Regions from separate parts of the Homo sapiens genome. Here region 2 is linked to region 1. Evidence: chromatin contacts called from ENCODE Hi-C or POLR2A ChIA-PET data. All regions are on one chromosome and are shown on one strand. Each heading gives the region's core, a stretch centred on a gene start or an enhancer-like site at or near the end of the contact. The rest is flanking DNA. Distances are from core to core; before and after follow the strand shown.

The links. Hi-C counts contacts between places; a loop is a spot of excess contacts on that map. ChIA-PET counts read pairs that join two places held with the same protein, here RNA polymerase II (POLR2A). Pooled maps may share reads with other maps.
Region 2: a pooled map shows a loop between it and region 1 (2.7-fold over the local background). The contact joins the promoter of LRRC63 here to the enhancer-like site in region 1. A Hi-C loop is called at or near these places in 6 of 50 pooled maps. POLR2A ChIA-PET finds 5 or more read pairs at or near these places in 4 of 52 experiments (activated CD8-positive, alpha-beta memory T cell, activated T-cell and activated naive CD4-positive, alpha-beta T cell).

Annotation. Positions count from the first base shown.
Region 1 is chr13:46,123,503-46,130,366 of GRCh38, reverse strand. LCP1 (lymphocyte cytosolic protein 1) reads left to right here. Exons shown (of 16, transcript NM_002298.5): 16 at 2,644-4,444. The coding sequence ends at 2,776. Among named protein-coding and RNA genes, the nearest start is that of CPB2, 22 kb to the right of the region's middle. RefSeq lists enhancers at 4,807-4,916, 5,927-5,996. Within about 2 kb of position 3,651, at least 7 of the 41 ENCODE cell types and tissues checked have a DNase peak (open chromatin) inside an H3K27ac peak, as active enhancers do.
Region 2 is chr13:46,209,419-46,216,963 of GRCh38, reverse strand. It overlaps LRRC63 (leucine rich repeat containing 63), which reads right to left and starts at 5,036. Exons shown (of 10, transcript NM_001282460.2): 1 at 4,705-5,036; 2 at 3,845-3,962. The coding sequence starts at 3,929. LOC107984578 (a long non-coding RNA gene) reads left to right here and starts at 5,112. Exons shown (of 4, transcript XR_001749863.3): 1 at 5,112-7,069. RefSeq lists a silencer at 4,951-5,280.

The sequences.
Region 1 (6,864 bases), core at 2,402-4,901:
AGTTTCTGAGCCAGATCTGCCCTGTTGTCTGCTTTTCTAAACAAAGTTTTATTGAAACAGAGCCTATTCATTTGCATCTTGTCTATAGCTGCTTCCCTGCTATAACAGCAGAGTTGCATAGTTGCAACAAAGCCTAAGATGTTTACCATCCAGTCTTTTGCAAAAAAAGTTAATGAACATCTGCTCCAGACAGGTGCTTTTCTCAGATCAGATTCCGTTAGTTTCCTTGGGCTGCCACAACGAAGTACTGCACAAACTGGGCAGCAGAAGTTTCTTCTCTCACAGTTATAGGAGCTAGAGGTTTGCAATCAAGATGTTGGCAGGATTGGTTTCTTCTGAGGGAGAATCTGCCCCATGCCAATCTCTGCCTCCATCTTCACATGGCATTCTTCTTGCGTGTCTGTGACTTCACACGGCTGTCTTCCCGCTTTGTGTTTCTCTGCGACACTTCTTTTCTTAGAAAGACACCAGTCCTACTGGATTAAGGTCCCACCCAACTCCAGCATGACCTCGTCTTAACTACTTACATCTGCAGCAACCCTCTTTCCAACTAGGGTCATACTCTGAGGTGCTGGGGGTTAAGACTTCAGCATATGAATTTCGAAGAGACACAATTCAGCTCATACCACAGGTCTAGAAGATACAAGTATCTAGTGCCCGGCATCCCTGCTTTATAATCCCAACAGAGCCCTTCTCTCTGTTCCCAGTTTGGGAAAGTGGGAACCTGTGCTCTCGGGATGCCAAAGTTTAACACAATTTAATGGAGAGAAATAAATAATTAAACTAAAATTACAATAGATTGTGATGAGAGGTGTGGAAGGGACAGTATGAGGCATCCCTGAAGGGATAGGAAGGGGACTAGAGCTCTTTAGAGCAAATAGCAGCTCAGCTGAGCTCAACTGAAAAGACAAGTAAGAAGGAAGTAGACAGGTGAAGGAGAGAGGAAGAATGTTCCAGGCAGAAGGAAAAACACATATGAAGACCCAGAAATTGTAAAAAGCCTTCAGCCCAGATGTTCAAGGGGAGTGTGATTAGGTTTAAGAAACTTGCCAAGGCCATACAGTTTTTCAGTTGTGCAGCTGAGATTCAAAGTCCAACTTCAGAGCCCAGACCCCTAAGCACTCTCCTGTGAGGGCGAGATACAAAATTACTTAGAAAAAGGGGTGAAAGAAATTACACAAAATGCGAAGAATGGTTATGTCATGGTGGCAAGATTGTGTGTGATTTTGTTTGAAGCTCCCTTTTAATTTTCAGACCGTTTTCCCTCTGTGTTTTATAATGGGGAAAAATTAATTTTACTTTGTTAATAATTAATATGGAAGAAGTTATTGAGAGAGAGACAAGGAGAAAAAATGGGACCACTCATGCCTGATGCTCTTAATTTAATTTGATCAATAAAGTAAAAGTAAAGTAATTTTAGGAGAGCAGGAGGTAGTAAATGTGGGCTTGGGTAGAGTGAAGAGTGTCTGGTGTAACCATAGTAAGAGGTCACTAGATAATAAACGAGGTGAATAAAAGAACTGCCAGGTAGTAGTGTGGGCTCATTTGAAAATAAATTACAATTAATGAAATTTATCTTCATATATCTACAAATAGAGCAAAAATGTTCTGATGCAGCTATTATCATTCTATGTGAAAATATGGAATATAAATCTCTGGCTACTCTATATTATAGTACCATAAATAAGTACAAATATATGTGGGCAAGAATTGGAATGGAACAAAGAATAAAAAAATTGATGTGTAAGGCTAGGATTTTTTTTTTTTCTGAGACGGAGTCTCACTTTGTTGCCCAGGCTGGACTACAGTGGCACGATCTTGGCTCACTGCAGCCTCCGCCTCCCGGGTTCAAGCGATTCTCCTGCCTCAGCCTCCTGAGTAGCTGGGACTACAGGCGCACGCCACCACGCCTGGCTAATTTTTTGTATTTTTAGTAGAGATGGGGTTTCACCATGTTGGCCAGGATGGTCTCGATCTCCTGACCTTGTGATCCACCCGCCTCGGCCACCCGAAGTGTTGGGATTACAGGCGTGAGCCACCGCGCCTGGCCAAGGTCAGGATATTATACATTTTTCCTCTTTTGTTCCTTGTCAAAATGTTACTGTAGTTGAAATGTAGTCTGCAAACTTTTCCTAGCACACATGTTTATTCAGTTCTGTGACTCTTTCTGCTATGCTGCTATGTAGCCCAAGAGAATACTCCTGGTGTGAGTATCAAAAGTGGCAGCACGTGCTGTAGTGGCTCACACCTGTAATCCCAGTGCTTTGGGAGGCTGAGGCAAGAGCTTCTCTTGAGGCCAGGAGTTCAAGCCCAGCCTGGGCAACATAGTGAGACCCCTGTCTCTACAAAAAAAAAAAAAAAAACTTAACTTAAAAAAAAGGCAGGAGCTGAAGAGGTCTCCAAGGACAAATAATACACTTGATAATGATCACGAGACTAGCCAGCAAGTCTGATGCTTTGTCAGAATCTTTGGTTGAGCCAAAATTTGTCCACAAAAGTGTGAGGATGCTGGTGACTGACTCCAGCCACTGCAGGAGTGAGTTCTGTCCTGACTATGGAACGACTGTGACTGTGACCCTCCAGGGTCCCATTCGTGTTGTGTTTCTCAGGCTCTCCTTATTTTTCCTCTTTTCTCCCTTTTAGATATGCCATCTCTATGGCCCGAAAAATTGGAGCAAGAGTGTATGCCCTGCCAGAAGACCTGGTTGAAGTGAACCCCAAAATGGTCATGACCGTGTTTGCCTGCCTCATGGGGAAAGGAATGAAGAGGGTGTGAGGCCCAATGGGGCTGGGTGGGAGGCGGTGCACTCACTCCTGACTGCCCGGCACAGATGCTCCAGGGATGATTCAAGCCATTCCAAAGTTCAACTTGGTGACACTCTATAAGATTCCAAAAAGCACATATTAGTGCAGCCAAGTAGCCTCTCCTGTATTTAACAAAAAGTGCTTCATTCTTTGCAGGAGGCCCAACCTCCTATATATAGGTTTCTATTCTTGATTTATTTGCTTCTTCGAAAATCTAGAGGAAAAGAAAGAAGTTATTTTCCAGGTACCCTTCTCGCTTTTGCCATTAGCCAAGGATAGAAGCTGCAGTGGTATTAATTTTGATATAATCTTTCAAACCAGCTTCATGTGGCTTCCCTTTTCTTTGTTCAAGATGAGGGCCAGGAGGGGAAACATCACACCTGCCCTAAACCCTGTTCCTGGAGGTCAGCATTTGATCTGTTGCAAGCCCCTCTTTCTGTCCCCTCTTCCTACCCTGCCTCCCTTGACTTTGCTCCTCACACTTTTGGAACCATGCCTTCCGGGGGGGCCCATCTCTTCTGGCCGTCCTTGTCTCTGGGCCACTTGGAGTGTGTGATAAATCAGTCAAGCTGTTGAAGTCTCAGGAGTCTCTGGTAGCCTGCAGAAGTAAGCCTCATCATCAGAGCCTTTCCTCAAAACTGGAGTCCCAAATGTCATCAGGTTTTGTTTTTTTTCAGCCACTAAGAACCCCTCTGCTTTTAACTCTAGAATTTGGGCTTGGACCAGATCTAACATCTTGAATACTCTGCCCTCTAGAGCCTTCAGCCTTAATGGAAGGTTGGATCCAAGGAGGGTGTAATGGAGCATCAAGCCACTCGGCGGCAGCATGGAGCTATAACTAAGCATCCTTTAGGGTTCTGCCTCTCCAGGCATTTAGCCCTCACATTAGATCTAGTTACTGTGGTATGGCTAATACCTGTCAACATTTGGAGGCAATCCTACCTTGCTTTTGCTTCTAGAGCTTAGCATATCTGATTGTTGTCAGGCCATATTATCAATGTTTACTTTTTTGGTACTATAAAAGCTTTCTGCCACCCCTAAACTCCAGGGGGGACAATATGTGCCAATCAATAGCACCCCTACTCACATACACACACACCTAGCCAGCTGTCAAGGGCAGAATGAATCTATGCTGGATAAGAAATGGTGGAACTGCGTTATGAAGAGCTAATTTACTGGACAAAGAATTCCAAAGCAAAACCAGAACAGTATGAATTTGAGCAGGTCTCATAGGTTGAGCAATTTCCCCCTAAACCAACTGAAGGCTAAAAAGCAACAGGCCATTGTGAACCAATGCAAGACGCCCTCTATCATGGTGAAAAGCTCCATCAATGAGGTATCTTCTTTAGTGGTGGTATGTAATGGAACTTAGCCATTTTTCAAAGCAATTGAAATGCATTGCTCTGGATCTGTTCCTTGGCAGTGGACTCAGAAAGCCAACATGTGGCTCCTCCCAGCCCATAACCAGTATTTTTGCTGCTTCTGAATACAAATTGGTTGGTTTTGACTTCAGATTGAACTTACTGTAGCCTCAGATGATTTCCCCCCTCCGCCTCCAGGAAGAAAGAATGTTACTGCCTTAATAAAAAATGAAAAGAGAATGATGCTCAAAATCTTTCCAAATAAAATGTTCCCTATATTAGGTGTCTCTGGATGTTTCATTTTGAAAGTTTGCTGACAGTGTGCTATAAATCGTTCATTCATTCATTCCTCCAACACGTTCGAGTGCCTAGTATGTGCAAGGCACAGTGCAAGGTTTTAGGAATGTGCCTATGAACTAAACAGGCACTGTGCTCAGCTGATGCCTGTCTTAGGAAAGACGGAAGTTAAACAATTAAAATAACAGATGTGACGAGTGATAAAAAGAAGGGCAGGGTGAGACATGAGTTTATGACAGGAAACAGTCTGAGGAGAAATAGTTTAGCTAAAAACTGAAGAATAAATTTCCGTTAGGCAAAGCAGGGAATAAAATTAAAGCTGAGAGCCAAACTCAGAAATACACTGAACTTGTAGGAGTGAAGAGGTGTGATACCTTTCCTCACCTATCATAAGAGTCACGGCCAATACTATGACAAAAGATGGGTAACAAGAGAAAAGGGTAACATATTTCTTTCATCAAAGTTTTACATGACATGGGAGCTTTTAGAAATGAAAACCCAAAGATCCAAGGAAAACTGTTCATTTTTATGCTTAGATTTAATGCAGAATGAACGGCCAGGCAGAAATGTGATTGGGCAAAAGGCTGTGATCTAAGGCTAATAAATGGAAGGGGAAGCCCAGCAAGGCCTGTGTGTTCCGATTCTTCTTGGCTGCAGTCTGTAGCATTTTTTCCTCCAGGGATCAGGGCAGGACCCCCCTGGAATGAGGGTCTTATTACCTACTATCAGGCAAGGTAGGTCAGAGAATTTCTTTACCGTCACTGTCTACACAGAAAGGCAGGGGAAGGTTAGAGTAATTTTTCTAGGGTTTTATGGCTTGCTTTGGGGGAAAGGGGTTCTAGTTTCTATGACCCTCCTTGAGAAAGAGGAATTCTGCTTTCTGCGAGTTGCTTCAGGGGAGAAAGAAGAGGAGGAGACAGGAGGGCAGGAGAAGATCGGAGAGGGAGACCTTGTTTCTGAGGTTTCCTTGGAGGCTTTCCAGTCTCCTTTAGTTCAAAGTACTCTGCACACCAAAGTGCCACACTTTGGGGTTTCATTTTTTTCTGAGCCCCAACAAACCCGATCATAAACCAAAGTCAGACTTGGGGATTGGTGCAAAACAATGTCCAGACTGATTCGAGGAGGAATCTTTGGGGTGAGCAGCGCCCGAGATCTCCTCTCCAGCTTGGCGGGGCCTTACTTGGGAAGAAGTGGGGGTGCACTGCGGGGATGCAGAGGAGTTCTGCTGCAGCCAACTTCCTCAGTTAGGCTGCTGTGACAGAGAAGCTGGCCGTCGATTTGGCATGATCACGCTTTGACCTGCAGAGGAGCCACCCACCCACACAGCAGATGGGAAGCTGGGCTTTTGTGCCTAAGCTGTGTGTCCGGGCTTTACCAGCAACTTCTTCTTGGAGGTAGCTCCTTCCTGGCCTAAACACTGCTGCACCTTCTATACTTAGGAGGTCACTCTGTTCCCAACATATCAAGAGGCTATAGATATTGTTTCTTTCTATTTGTACTAGACTGCACTGAAATTCCCCTCCTAATCAGCAACCACTGTTAACAATTTCTTTTGTATCCTAGAAATATTCTGTGCACATATCACACCCACACATCCTTTTTATAACAAATATCAGCATACCATAAACATCACTCTTTATTCCATTTTTTTTTTTACTTAATACCGTGTCTCGGATGCTGTTTCATATTGGTGCATACAGACCTACTTCAATCTTTCCAACAGGTACATGGTCTTCTACTATATAGGCATACCAAACTCCATTTAACCAGTGGTCTCTAAATAGATATTTAAGTTGTTTTAATCTTCTGCCCCGAAAATAAGGCCACAATGGATAATATTATACCCACTTCTTGAGCACAGAATGTTAATTTTAATTCAACAGGTACTTATCAAGTTCCTTCTCTAGCAAAAATATAGCACATTGGGTAGTCAGACATGGATCCTCTTAAGTTTCCTCAAGTTATTTTATTAAAAACCCTAAGCTGGGACAGATGCTTTAGCCAATCCAAACTTCTCTGTTTTATGTCTAAAGAAGCGTGTTAACCAGCACGCATGCACACATAAACCATAATAAAAAGCAGAATGTGATCAATGCGATAACAAATTTCTAAATTAAATATCATGGGACCTCAGGGAAAAAATTAATTCTGAATATAGGATCAACAAAAGTTTTTGGAAGAATTCAGTTGTGATGAATGAGAAGTGGGCAGGAACTGGGCCTTACTCTTGCTGTTGTTCCCTACAGAACCAGGGACATTTCTAGATTTTTAGTAAGAGTTTCGTAAGTTTTAAAAAATTGATTTATATTAGTTATAAACAAATGTTTCCTGAATGTAGGAAATGCTGAACAGAAAGAAGTAATTGTGAGATAAGTTGTGAAATAGACCTACCTGCGGAGTA
Region 2 (7,545 bases), core at 3,787-6,286, 85 kb before region 1:
AAGTCGGCTTCATCCCTGGCATGCAAGGCTGGTTCAACATACATAAATCAAATCAATAAACATAATCCATCACATAAACAGAACCAATGACAAAAACCACATAATTATCTCAATAGATGCAGAAAAGGCCTTTGATAAAATTCAACACCACTTCATGCTAAAAACTCTCAATAAACAGGTATTGATGGAACATATCTCAAAATAATAAGAGCTATTTATGGCAAACCCACAACCAATATCATACTGAATGGGCAAAAGCTGGAAGCATTCCCTTTGAAAACTGGCACAAGACAAGGATGCCCTCTCTCACCACTCCTATTTAACCTGGTATTGGAAGTTCTGGCCAGCACAATCAGGCAAGGGAAAGCAATAAAGGGTAGAGGAAGTCAAATTGTCTCTGTTTGCAGATGACATTATTGTATTTTTAGAAAATCCCATTGTCTCAGCCCAAAGTCTCCTTAAGCTGATAAGCAACTTCAGCAAAGTCTCAGGATACAAAATCAATGTGTAAAAATCACAGGCATTCGTATACACCAATAACAGACAAACAGAGAGCCACATCATAAGTGAACTCCCATTCACAACTGCTGCAAAGAGAATAAAATACCTAGCAATACAACTTACAAGGGAGGTGAAGGACCTCTTCAAGGAGAACTACAAACCACTGCTCAAGGAAATAAGAGAGGACACAAACAAATGGAAAAACATTCCATGCTCATGGATAGGAAGAATCAATATCGTGAAAATGGCCATACTGCCCAAAGTAATTTATACATTCAATGCTATCCTCATCAAGCTACCACTGACTTTCTTCCAAGAATTAGAAAAAACTACTTTAAATTTCATATGGAACCAAAAAAGAGCCCACATAGCCAAGACAATCCTAAGCAAAAAGAACGAAGCTGGAGGCATCACGCTACCTGACTTCAAACTATACTACAAGGCTACAGTAACCAAAACAGCATGTTACTGTTACCAAAACAGACATAGAGACCAATGGAGCAGAACAGAGACCTCAGAAATAATGCCACACATCTACAACCATCTGATCTTCGACAAACCTGACAAAAACAAGCAATGGGGAAAGGATCTCCTGTTCAGTAAATGGTGCTCGGAAAACTGGCTAGCCATACACAGAAAACTGAAACTGGACCCCTTCCTTACACCTTATACAAAAATTAACTCAAGATGGATTAAAGACTTAAATGTAAGACCTAAAACCATAAAAACCCTAGAAGAAAACCTAGGCAATACCATTCACAACACAGGCATGGGCAAAGACTTCATGACAAAAACGCCAAAAGCAGTGGCAACCAAAGCCAAAACTGACAAAATGGGATCTAGTTAAACTAAAGAGCTTTTGCACAGCAAAAGAAACTGTCATCAGAGTGAACAGGCAGCCTACAGAATGGGAGAAAACTTCTGCAATCTACCCATCTGAAAAAGGTTTAATATCCACAATTTACAAGGAACTTAAACATATTTACAATAAAAAAAAACAAACCACCCCATCAAAAAGTGGGTGAAGGATATGAACAGACACTTCTTAAAAGAAGACATTTACATAGCCAACAAACATATGAAAAAAAGCTTAACATCACTAATCATCTGAGAAATGCAAATCAAAACCACAATGACATACCATCTCACGCCAGTCAGAATGGCAATTATTAAAAAGTCAGGAAACAATAGATGCTGGCAAGGCTGTGGAGAAATAGGAACACTTTTACACTGTTGGTGGGAATGTAAATTAGTTCAACCATTGTGGAAGACAGTATAAGGATTCCTGAAGGATCTAGAACCAGAAATACCATTTGATCCAGCAATCCCATTACTGGGTATATTCCCAAAGGAACATAAATCATTCTACTATAAAGACACATGCACACGTATGTTTATTGCAGCACTGTTCACAATAGCAAATACATGGAACCAACCCAAATGCCTGTCAGTGATAGACTGGATAAAGAAAATGTGGTACATACACATCATGGAATACTATGCAGCCATAAAAAGGAATGAGATTATGTCCTTTGCAGGGACATGGATGAAGCTGAAAGACATCATCCTCAGCAAACTAACACAGGAAAAGAAAACCAAACACTGTGTGTTCTCACTTGTAAGTGGGAGTTGAATACTGAGAACACATGAACACAGATTGGGGAACAACACACACCAGGGCCTGTTAGTGGGTGGAGGGTGAGGGGAGAAAACTTAGAGGATGGGTCAATAGGTGCAGCAAATCACCATGGCATATGTATACCTATGTAACAAACCTGCACGTTCTGTGCATGTATCCTGCTTTTTTTTTTTTTAGAAGAAATAAAAAAACAAATTTTGATCACCTACTATGTGCAAAGCCCTCTGTCAAGAGCCTTTGGAGCAAGAGAGCTCTGCTTTCCCCACCAAAAAAAAGGAACCATCCAACCTAAAATGTCAATAGTGCCAAGGTTGTGAAATTCTGTACTAGAAGATAAACTTTAAACAAAAGATGAATGGAGAAACTACAAGATAACTGGTAACCTTGAGCTGTAAATCTGCATACTGTATTATTACAGAACAGATTGTAAATGCAGAACATTATAGAAATGTAGAAATGATGATGTAAAAATCATGTAACAAAAGTTGGGAGAGAAAGTAGGAGAGGAAATTGTGGCAGTATTACAGGTAAGTTGAGTTACCTACTGTTAATAGCCATAGGTCAAAAGATGATAATTTAACATTATAAATCAAGTTATAGACTAGGTATATTTGAACAGTATAAATGTTGACACTAAAACTGCAATCAACTAAAATCAGATGGAAGAGGAAACTGAGAAGGGGAAAATGAGAAAATATGCTAATTGTATTGCTTATAATAAGGAGGGAATAGAAACCATACAACAGAAATAGAGGATTAAGCATTAGATAAAGTTATAGTTATAAAAGTGGCTCATCTTTACTTCATAGCACTTATCACAGGGTAATTTTGCATTTACTTATATGATTGATTGATTACAATCAGTATCCCAGTGGGTAACTAATGAAGGGAACAGGTAAGGTCTGTTTTTGCTCACTAAATATATTCGGTCCTTGTTATTTGCAGTAGTTCTGTTCTACAAACAATGAATTACTCATTACTGAACCATTTCTCCTGGAAGAAATATGGGGCTAGGTTCCTGCAAACCTCTGGTTTCAACATTTTCATCAACTGATCAACACTAATTTTGTTTTATATTTGTTTCTATTTAAAGACACTTTAATAAATATAAACAGTTGATTTGTTAACATTGAACTTAGGGCCAACAACACTACTCACACCTGAAGGAAACTTATCTAACACATATCTTGTTCTCTGTAAGGCCCATCACAGCCTTCTTGTGCTCAGGAACACTAGACAGTACTTCAACACTATGCTTGGGGCCCACAGTGAAATCACTAACTAAAAGCACAAACATTCAAGAAACATAGAGCTAAACAGACAGGGAAAACAGTACCCGTTTACAATATGAGAGCTGAAACAAGAAGGTAGAGGTAGCCTTGTTCCACCTCAGCTGGAGGCATGTGTGTTGGGTGACTCATTTTCAGTGCTCTGCACATATCCACGCATGACTGAGAAAGCCCTTTGAGTACCAATTCTGGGGTTACAAGTAAATTTTATCGATGAGATAAACTTGAATCTACTAAGTCCACCAATAAGTATCAGTAAATGCATCTGTGGAATTGAATTGGATGTTATCACCTGACAACAAACATTTGTAAGTTATTAGTGAGTGTATTTATTGTGATTCTGAGCTGTGCAAGTCAAGGAATTTCTATGAAAGATACATAAATGTTAATACACATATCTGATTAATACACATACCTGTATGGGTTTTTTTCTCATGTAAAGACAGCTTAGTGAATTTTGGAGGTAAGGGTCTTCGAAGAAGCAGTGGGGGCTTTTGCATTTTAATGAATAATAAGTGCTGTTTTTCATAATCCTTGGTTTAAATGAGAATTGAAAAGGTTTTGAATATGTTTGAATTGTTGAAAAATAATAAGAATTTAGATTACATCTTAAAGAAAATCATTCTGTACCAATACTCTACTGAATCCAGGCAGAATTCCTTTATGAAAAAAAAAGAGGGTAAGAAAATAATTCTTTAAAACTTCTATTAATAGAAAGAATCCAGTTAAAATGTAGGGTTATAAGTAAACATAGAATTTTAAAAATATGTGTATTATTACTACCCAGGATCATTCTACAATTTTCCATGTTAGTACAAAGTTCAATTTGCCAATGCTATTTCAACTAGTAAATACTGATTTTTCAGAATAGTCGAAATGACATTTTTTTTCTCTCTCTCCAAAATGTTATCGCTATAAATGTAGAAAGAGAATTTGGTCAGAAATGTGTAGAAGATGCCTTCATTAGATAAGCCTCTGAAGACCCACCATATCTAACCATTCACAAACAAATTGTTTTCTTTCTATAATGGCTTGTTTTTCAACCACTATGCTTGGGCCAAAACAATTCAATCCTAAAATAAGATGGGTTTCACTATAATGAGATTTCCCAGGGCTGCTGGATCCCAACTCATACTGTTTAGAAATAATGCGAGAAGATGCACCCCCAAAATGTGCTTTTAGTTTGCAGGGCAACATCAAAAGTGCCTGGCACGGCATTATTCCATTGATAGCCTAGAAGGGAACACCCTGAAACTGCACAAATGGGCCGTTTACCGCCAAAAGATAACTGCACACAAGCGCTCAAGGTGTACTCCCTGGTCATATGTTCCACACGATGCTGGAAATCTCCCTTCCGTAGTACCCAAAGAGGGGCATGGAAGTGCTGGACTCCCACACTACCCTTTAGGATAATCGGCCGCTTTCCAAACCAACTGGCTTTTCGTCTCCTATCTCCTTTTCCTCGGAATCTAGGCAGCGAGGTAAAGGTCCAGCGAGGGTCTTCCTGCAGGAGGCTGTTCCCGAAGAAGCACCACGGATCCCCACCCTCTAGGAGGCCAAGGAGACACACCCTAGCAACCGGGGTCCGCTAAGCCAGCCCAGCCACTTGACGCGCAGGCGCGGGGGCGGGACAGGCGAGGCGGGCGCGGGACAGGCGAGGCGAGGCGGGCGCCGGGAGGGGCAGGCCCAGCCCACGGTGCAGCGCGCGCGGAGCCCTCGCCTTCCTCCGACGCACTGTGGGGCTGCAGGGGAAGCTGCGGGCCGTGGGGGCCGGAGGAGAAGCCGGCTCCACGCGCAGCTGCTGTACGGAACGCCGTGGTGACAATTGTTATTACTATTTTTATGCTTAATGGCAATGACCACTATTATTTATTATTTTCTCTCGATTACAGGATGCTTTACTTGGGTGTCTAGAATATGGGCTGGCATTCTTTAAGGCTGCACTTTTGTGCAGCCGGGTCCCGGGGCTAATTTTGCAGTGCTCTCGAAAAGCGGGCATTCGGTTTTCTTTCTCTTCCTTTCATGCAACCTGTTTTCTCTTTCTGATCCTTTAAAGTTCCTGGCTGAGGCTGGATTGTGTAGAAATAAGGGCATTAGGGATCCAAGCGGGCCATAAAAGAAACCCATTTCTCACTGTCATCGTCCTCTGTTCTGGTTATCATATTGTGACGTGTCGCCTCTGTCATGGTGTTGATGAACCTGTGTGTGCAGTCATAGATACATCGTGTGTGTTTGCAAAAATGTGCGTGTTTCTCTGGAGATTTGAGGGGGAAAGAGCACTAGAAAGAGCTCATCTGATAGATGCGGAAATCCGAACTCAGAAAGTAAACTAGGTAGAGCTTCCTTCCAGGTTTGGTTTTTTCTAAGTACTAGCGCAGGAACTTTATAACAGAAGTTGGAAAATGAGAGACTTCTGTATAAATCTTTCTAGCTTTGGGGATCTTTCAAGATTCACACCATAACCATGTCTTCCTTTTTCTCCTTAGTAGCAAACATGTTTTAAAACAATCAATGAAAAAAGTAGAAAAGTTTTAACAAAAAAGTAATCAGACTCTGGAAAATATTATGCAACTTGTTTTCCTTTACAGTAGTAGTGTACTGTTTCTTTTCCTTGTAAGTTTACTGTGTCCCAATTATACTGCTGCCCCAGACTATGAATTTATTTCCACTTTTGCTGTTATCTACACCATAGATTCATTAGTTTCTCAGAAATACAAAGCTGAAAATAAAAGGCAGCTCTGTGGCTAAGATTAGTCTCAAGTAATATATATCGTGCATATTTTGTAAATGTGAAAAAAGGTTTATATTTTTAAGCATAAAAAATGACAGTGTAAATTGAGTCAGGTACCTATGCTCTTCAAGATCGTTGGAACCATGAGAACTACAGGAATTCAGTTTTACTGACTGACGTTTGGCCTTTAAAATTTATGCTTAGCTTTGTGTAGTCGAAAGCAAGGCTTCTGAATGCTTTTTCAAAAAATGCTTTGTCACACTTGGAATCCGCAGGCATCCAGGTATCATTCCTTGCAGATTTCTTCTAGCAAGTATGAGACTAAAACCTAGGGCGGTTTAATATGTAATCTCAGGTGTGAACATTTTGTCTTCTATTTCTACCACTTAGTACCAAACATTTAGGCAAATGAGATAGTTATTATGAAAATTAAATCCATGGCTTGGTATATTTTATATGTATATATGTTATTCTAACACATCTGACTCGCTTTGTCTATGGAAATGATATATCAGTATAGGATGAGTTTAGACAGGACAAACAAAATTCAATTTAGATTATTTTATAGTTCTTATATTTTTGAAAATATTATCCCCTCAATTTTCTTTCTTCTTTTGTAAAATAACGTGTTTTTGAAATAATGAATAACTCCCTTTTGGATTTTAAGGGTCTGCTTTTTCTGATGTATGTACGGTCAGCCTATTTATTTGTTCCGTCCCCTTTGCAGTTTGGCAGAACCTTATGAAGAAGCTTCCCAAACTGAACCACAGTGCTTTCACTCTATTAGCAAATTGTACTAAAGATGCCAGCGTAATGATGAGTGCCAAGGTTATAGACATCCTGCATTTTTTAAATGTTGCTAAAATGAGATAAAAGCCTTATGCAGAAGCAACCGCAGGCACCCCGCAGGTAATGCTATCGATTTCCCTAATAAGTGGGAAACGCTTGGGGAACCTTAGATTTGCTGTTGGTTCTGTTGAAATGGTGGAAGTGATGTGAAAAGTGTTGCTAGACAACTTCATTATTTTCCATAGACCTATCTCTTATTTATTTATTTCCCTTTAAAATAGGACAGAGGTTTGCTAAACAGTTTGGCCATTGTAGTTTTAACCTAATATTTTACCTTATGGAAATAATGGAGTAATTTGTGTTTTTATGTTCATATTAATTTTTTTAAGTACTGTTAAAGAATGAATAGTTATTTTTGAGCACATATTTGTTCAACTACTGAGTCTCCAGAGTAACACAGGGCACTAAAATGCTTTTGAGAAAGAAGTGTTTTATTGGTCTGAATTTACCTGTTTATATTAATTATATGTACGGGGAAATGTCTTCTTCAGTCACAGTGGCTTAAATGTACCCACTTATTTCATGTGTTTTCATGC